2 separate regions of the Homo sapiens genome follow, and region 1 is linked to region 2. Evidence: chromatin contacts called from ENCODE Hi-C or POLR2A ChIA-PET data. All regions are on one chromosome and are shown on one strand. The core of a region is the stretch at or near the end of the contact, and the rest is flanking DNA. Distances in the headings are between cores, read along the strand shown.

What was found. A loop is a pair of places that touch in the nucleus more often than their neighbours do. ChIA-PET counts read pairs that join two places held with the same protein, here RNA polymerase II (POLR2A). Pooled maps may share reads with other maps.
Region 1: a pooled map shows a loop between it and region 2 (5-fold over the local background). The contact joins the enhancer-like site here to the promoter of MCF2L2 in region 2. A Hi-C loop is called at or near these places in 1 of 168 maps with a recorded cell type or tissue (dorsolateral prefrontal cortex) and 8 of 50 pooled maps. POLR2A ChIA-PET finds 5 or more read pairs at or near these places in 4 of 52 experiments (CD4-positive, alpha-beta memory T cell, HEK293, activated CD4-positive, alpha-beta T cell and 1 more).

What each region holds. Positions count from the first base shown.
Region 1 is chr3:183,369,687-183,372,386 of GRCh38, reverse strand. All of the region lies in intron 3 of MCF2L2 (MCF.2 cell line derived transforming sequence-like 2), which reads left to right. Among named protein-coding and RNA genes, the nearest start is that of MCF2L2, 58 kb to the left of the region's middle. Within about 2 kb of position 1,431, at least 10 of the 41 ENCODE cell types and tissues checked have a DNase peak (open chromatin) inside an H3K27ac peak, as active enhancers do.
Region 2 is chr3:183,427,319-183,430,018 of GRCh38, reverse strand. MCF2L2 (MCF.2 cell line derived transforming sequence-like 2) reads left to right here and starts at 1,400. Exons shown (of 30, transcript NM_015078.4): 1 at 1,400-2,117. The coding sequence starts at 2,042. RefSeq lists a silencer at 1,571-1,650.

The DNA of each region.
Region 1 (2,700 bases), core at 182-2,681, 58 kb after region 2:
TAGTCTTTGGTGTTCGTTGTGTCCTCTTTTTATGATAAGTGGCCTAAAATGGGGTCTGATATTAGTACTCTAGGAAGGAATAGGAGAAGAATAGTGTTATTATTTGGCCTGTGAATTGTGATGAGACTTACTCCTTTGTATTGAAAGACTCAGTGGGATTATAATAACTACTCAGCTTTAGAAACCAGCCTCGTCAGAGAAGTGAGTGCAATCTGGGCCTCTTACTATTATGAAGTGTGAAGGGAAAATAAATCTCAGGACCCCCAAATCATTAAGCCAAAGGGTAGTGAAGCTGGGAAGTGCATCAGACAAACCTGCCTCCCATTTTATTCCTAAAGAAGATAGCTACAAAGATAAAAAAAAAAAAACGATATACCTCCCTAAAGATAAAAAATACTATATACCTCCCTCACAATTTGCCCACAAGGAATTCCTCGTGGAAAAAAGACGGACAGTACTCAGAGTTATCCCTCTGCCCCTGTGAAACAAACGCCTATCTGATTGCTTCCTCTGCCCTCCTGTTTCACTAAGCCAAACTGAGGCATAAGTGACTATTCCTCTACCCTCTTCTCACATGTAAATTGTGTATTGTGTAAAAGGCTAATCAGAGGCCGGGTGCGGTGGCTTACACCTGTAATCTCAGCACTTTGGGAGGCTGAGGAGGGTGAATCACTTGAGGTCAGGAGTTCAAGAACAGCCTGGCCAACATGGTGAAACCCCATCTCTACTTAAAAAAAAAAAAAAAAGAAAAATTATCTGGGCCTGGTGGCATAAGCCTGTAATCCCAGCTACTTGGGAGGCTGAGACAGGGGAATTGCTTGGACCCAGGAGGCGGAGGTTGCAGTGAGCTGAGATCACCCCACTGCACTACAGCCTGGGTGACACAGTGAGACTCCGTCTCAAAAAAAAAAAAAAAAAAAAGGCTTCTCAGAGACTCAAAAGACTGCAACCTTTTGTCTCTTATCTACCTATGAACTGGAAACCCCCCTCACCCGTGGAGTTGTCCTGCCTTTCCTGAATGACTAATGGACATCTTACGTGTATAGATTGATGTCTCACGTCTCCTTAAAATGTATAAGAGCAAGCTGTGCCTCCAGCACCTTGGGCACTTGTTGTCAAGACCTCCTGAGGCTGTGTCACAGGTGCGACCTTACCCATGGCAAAATAAACTTTCTAAACTGATTGAGACCTGTCTCAGATACTTTTGGGTTCACAGAAGGCAATGGAAAATACTGTTTTTCAAGTGTCTAAACAACATTAACGAGCAAAAGTGCTGCTTTGATGGAGTAGCTGGGGTGAGGTGTGGTTTTCGCTGGACTGGCTGTGGAACTGTGACTCAAAGGGTCAGGGAGATGAATTCATTCATCTGACTCATCAGGATGTACATCCAGAGTGTACAGTCACGAGTACAGAGTGTACTTGTCAATCCAGAGTGTACAGTCATGTGGGCAGCTGTGTTGCCCAAGGAGGGTAGATTTGCTTCAGAGCCCTCAGGGAGGATACCAGAGAGGCTAGATTTTGGGCACCCAACTGAGGCCTGAAATCAGAAGGCACTCCTTGGTTTTATTAAGAGTAAATGGTGGCACTGGCAAGTAAGTCTTACATGTCACGAGAATTTAAGTAAATTGTAGTAAAGGGCAGGAAACAAAGTTAATATGCCAGGCTCTTGTCCTTCTCTATTTAAAAACTAGGGGTCTGATGTTACTTCTTCCCAGTGGAATGACCTCATATGTGTATGATGGCTTTTCTTTGTTCATTTGCCTGGGTGATTGTTTTAGAATACCTCCTCACTGTTCTGCCTTTGCGTCATCTATTCTGTTTTGTTCAGATAGAAACCCACGTTCCATCTTTCGACATTTCAATTTAGATTGCTTCAGAAATTCAAAACACAACTTTTGCTTGAATTTATGAGTGCTAATGATTGTAAACATCTGGAATTTGGTCTTAGTGGAATTCTTGATGCATGATTTTTCTTCTTGGTCACTTGGCAAGCCAGAGACCCTGGGCCTTGCCCGATGCCCCACCCGGGCATTGCTCGGCCACACTACTGAGGCCCAGCTCACCTGTGTTATAGCTTGCATCCGCATCTGCTGGTTCCACACGACAGTGTAGAAGAACAATTAGGAAAGGGTAGGTATATGTAAAATACATGAGGGGTGGGGATCCATCACAGGAAAGCTCGACAAATGGGAAGACAAGTTCTCAATCCGGTCTGAGGATTTAACTTGTAGCTTGGCTTTCAGGCTTTAAACTATCTTCGGCTTGGAGAGGGGGTTTCACCGGGGACCTGCCCATATCTGCCTGGGCATTTGGCTGCCTCCTGCCACTCTCATGATCAATTATAAAGATGATAGCCACATACCATAACAAGCAGCCTCCTCTCCTATTTATTATGTGATATGGGTTGTTACAGTGAAGAATTGAGATGAAGTTGGAGAAGTTAGTGGGTGAGCGATTAGCTATAAAATTTGTGAATGTTGCCTTTTTAAAATCAAACTTTGGATGTAGAGTAGACAACTGTTTGCCACGCCCTTCAACATTTATTATGCAATCAAGAAAGTTTTCCAAGACTATGAGCCAGAGAGGGCTTGACTTTTTACTATTTATTTACTATTGTCAACTAAAGAATGAGGAGGTTCATAAATTTGGAAAGGAGAGCTTTATTTCTCATAAAGAGTTCCAACCTGCAGGGTGACCATT
Region 2 (2,700 bases), core at 151-2,650:
ACGCCCGGCCTTTTAACCCTTTTTTGAATCTCTTGCAAAAGGTGGTTGTGAAAATGGTTGCTCAGTGGCCGGGCATGATCACTTGAGTCCATGTGTTTGAGACCAGCCTGGGCAATATGGTGAAACTCCATCTCTAAAAACGAAAAAAAAAAAAAAGAAAGAAAAGAAAAAGAAAATCCTTGCTCTGTTTTGCAGGCAGAGTGCAAAGTGCCCAAACTTCACAGGGGGAAGAACCTCTCCACAAATCTCATGACACAGGTGAACTGACCTCGCTTCTCAATCACAGCCCACAATTGTTAGAGAAAGCATTAAAAAGGGCTGGGCGCGGTGGCTCACGCCTGTAATCCCAGCACTTTGGGAGGCCAAGGTGGGCGGATCACGAGGTCAGGAGATCGAGACCATCCTTGGCTAACACGGTGAAACAAACCCCATCTCTACTAAAAAATACAAAAAATTAGCCGGGCGTGGTGGCGGGCGCCTGTAGTCCCAGCTACTCGGGAGGCTGAGGCAGGAGAATGGCGTGAACCCGGGAGGCGGAGCTTGCAGTGAGCTGAGATCGCGCCATTGCACTCCAGCCTGGGCGACAGAGCCAGACTCAGTCTCCAAAAAAAAGAAGAAAAGAGAAAGCATTAAAAAAATACCCTCAGCCCCCTGTGATGGGTGGCTACTCCTAGAATTTGGATCCAGGGTGTTTGCGGCTTGGCTTTTTACATATCGAAGAGGAAAGAGATGGCTGAGAACATCCGCCTGGGTGGTCCCGCCATTCCGCCTGCTGAGTATTCAGGGACTCCCGCTGTAGAAAGGATTGGGGGACAACCTGACCGAATTCGCATTTGCTCAGGCGTTTCCCGTAGCGCTCTGCTGAACTGGGGTTAGTCTTTTGCTGCCAGTCAGAAAGTGTCTGGGCCCAACTAGGGAAACCACGGGATAATGGGCTGATGGGGAGGAGGACCAGCATGGAGGATGTGCCACAGCCCCTCCAGAAGGTAGCACTGGCGTGCCTGACAGGTGACAGACGGAGCAGAGGCAAGGGCGCAGCTGCACGAAGGAAAACGCCCACATAGGGGGTGAGCGCGCCCACGCGTGCTCAGCCTTGTCGGAGCGCAGCCCGGGCGCCGGGCTCCCAGTGCAGGTGTGGCCAGCGGAGGTCAAGAACTGCGTGGAACAACCCCAAGTGGGGGAAAACACACGCCAGCCGCCCCCGGGGTCAGGAGGTGGGGCAAGCAGCGGCGCCTCACCCAGCCTCCCGCTCCGGGTCCTGCCGGATGGCGGCAGCTCTCCGGGCCAGCCCCCTTCTCTCCGCGGCTCCTCCGCAGACACCCGGCGCGGAAGAAGGAGGGGCGGAGACCTGGCCGGCGCGCGTCTGATGATCCGGACCCCGGTGCGACTGGAGCGCCTCAGTCACTGTCTCCCCGCCCCACGGTTCCGAGTAAGGACCGGAGCTCCACTCCGGGGGTGGAGCGCGGGCTCCCCGCAGGGAAAGGTGCGCAGCGTTCCCGACCCCAAAACGAGCGGCGCTTGGGAGCGTGCGTGCCTCCCCGAGAGCCCCGGGCGCCACCCGTGGGCTGGACGAGGTGGGCGCTGGGGCGTGGGGCCGGCGGCGCAGAGAAGCCACGGCCACCTGCCGCCTCCCCTGCACCTGGCGGAGCATCCCTCACTCTACAGTCCCTGGAGGCGGCGCCGGAAACCTGGCGGCCGGGACCGCGATTCTGGAAGCCCCGGAGCTCGCCCGGCCGGAGGAGCCGGGGCGCGGTTCCGGCGAGATTGGCGACTTGCTTCCTTTTGCAGAACGGCCGCTCCTCTCTCGGTCCAGCTGCGACGCTGGGAAAGCGCCAGACTTGGTCTGTCACGGGAGCCCCCGCGGGGCGTGGCGAGGGAGAGCTGGCCTAGGCTGCGAGGGACTCTCGTTTCTTGCCTGGAGAGCCAGGAAGAGGGCGAGGGCAGAGCATCCTTGGGCGGAGATGCCTTTAAAAAATCATCCACCGCAGCGGTAGAAACAGTTTTGTTTGGCTTTATTTATACGGAATGGTTTTTCAGTGAAATGCTGTCTTGCTTAAAAGAAGAGATGCCTCCCCAGGAGCTCACCCGGCGACTGGCCACAGTGATCACTCATGTCGGTAAACGAAGCTTTAATTTTTCCTGCGTTTTATTAATGGCGGGTGAGGATGGTCTCTGGGCTTCATCTGGCTCCTGGCCTCACCCGCTGCCCCGGGGCAGCGCGCTTCCTGGGGGGTTGCCCGGCATCTGGGCCTCGCTGCTCTGGGTCCTGCCTGCGGTGCCCAGCGGGGGGCATCCCTGGGGCGCGCCGCTGGTGGGGGTCGGGGGGCCGAGGCTGGTGCCTTCACCAGGTGGTTGCCGAGTCCGTTGAGCTCCAAACCGAGGGCTGCTGGGCTGTTACCATCCGTTAGCTGCTTCTGACGGGAGTAGGGTGGGTGGGAAGTTATGTTCTGGTTTTGGGGATAGTGAGAAAGGAGAGGGCATAAGAGGAACGAATGCCAGTGCTTTTCAGCAGAAATGATTGCCACGCCACTGAAGGCTTGTTTATAAGAAAGTGCAGGGAGAGGCAGGTTACATGGGAGCGCCCCTGCGCAGCTCGGCCGCTAGGCCTGTTTTACTGTGCTGCCTGGAGGGTTAAGCACACCCCTGATGATCCCCGCGAGAAATCTCTGCAAGCCAAGGAGACTGAGCAATTTTAATCTT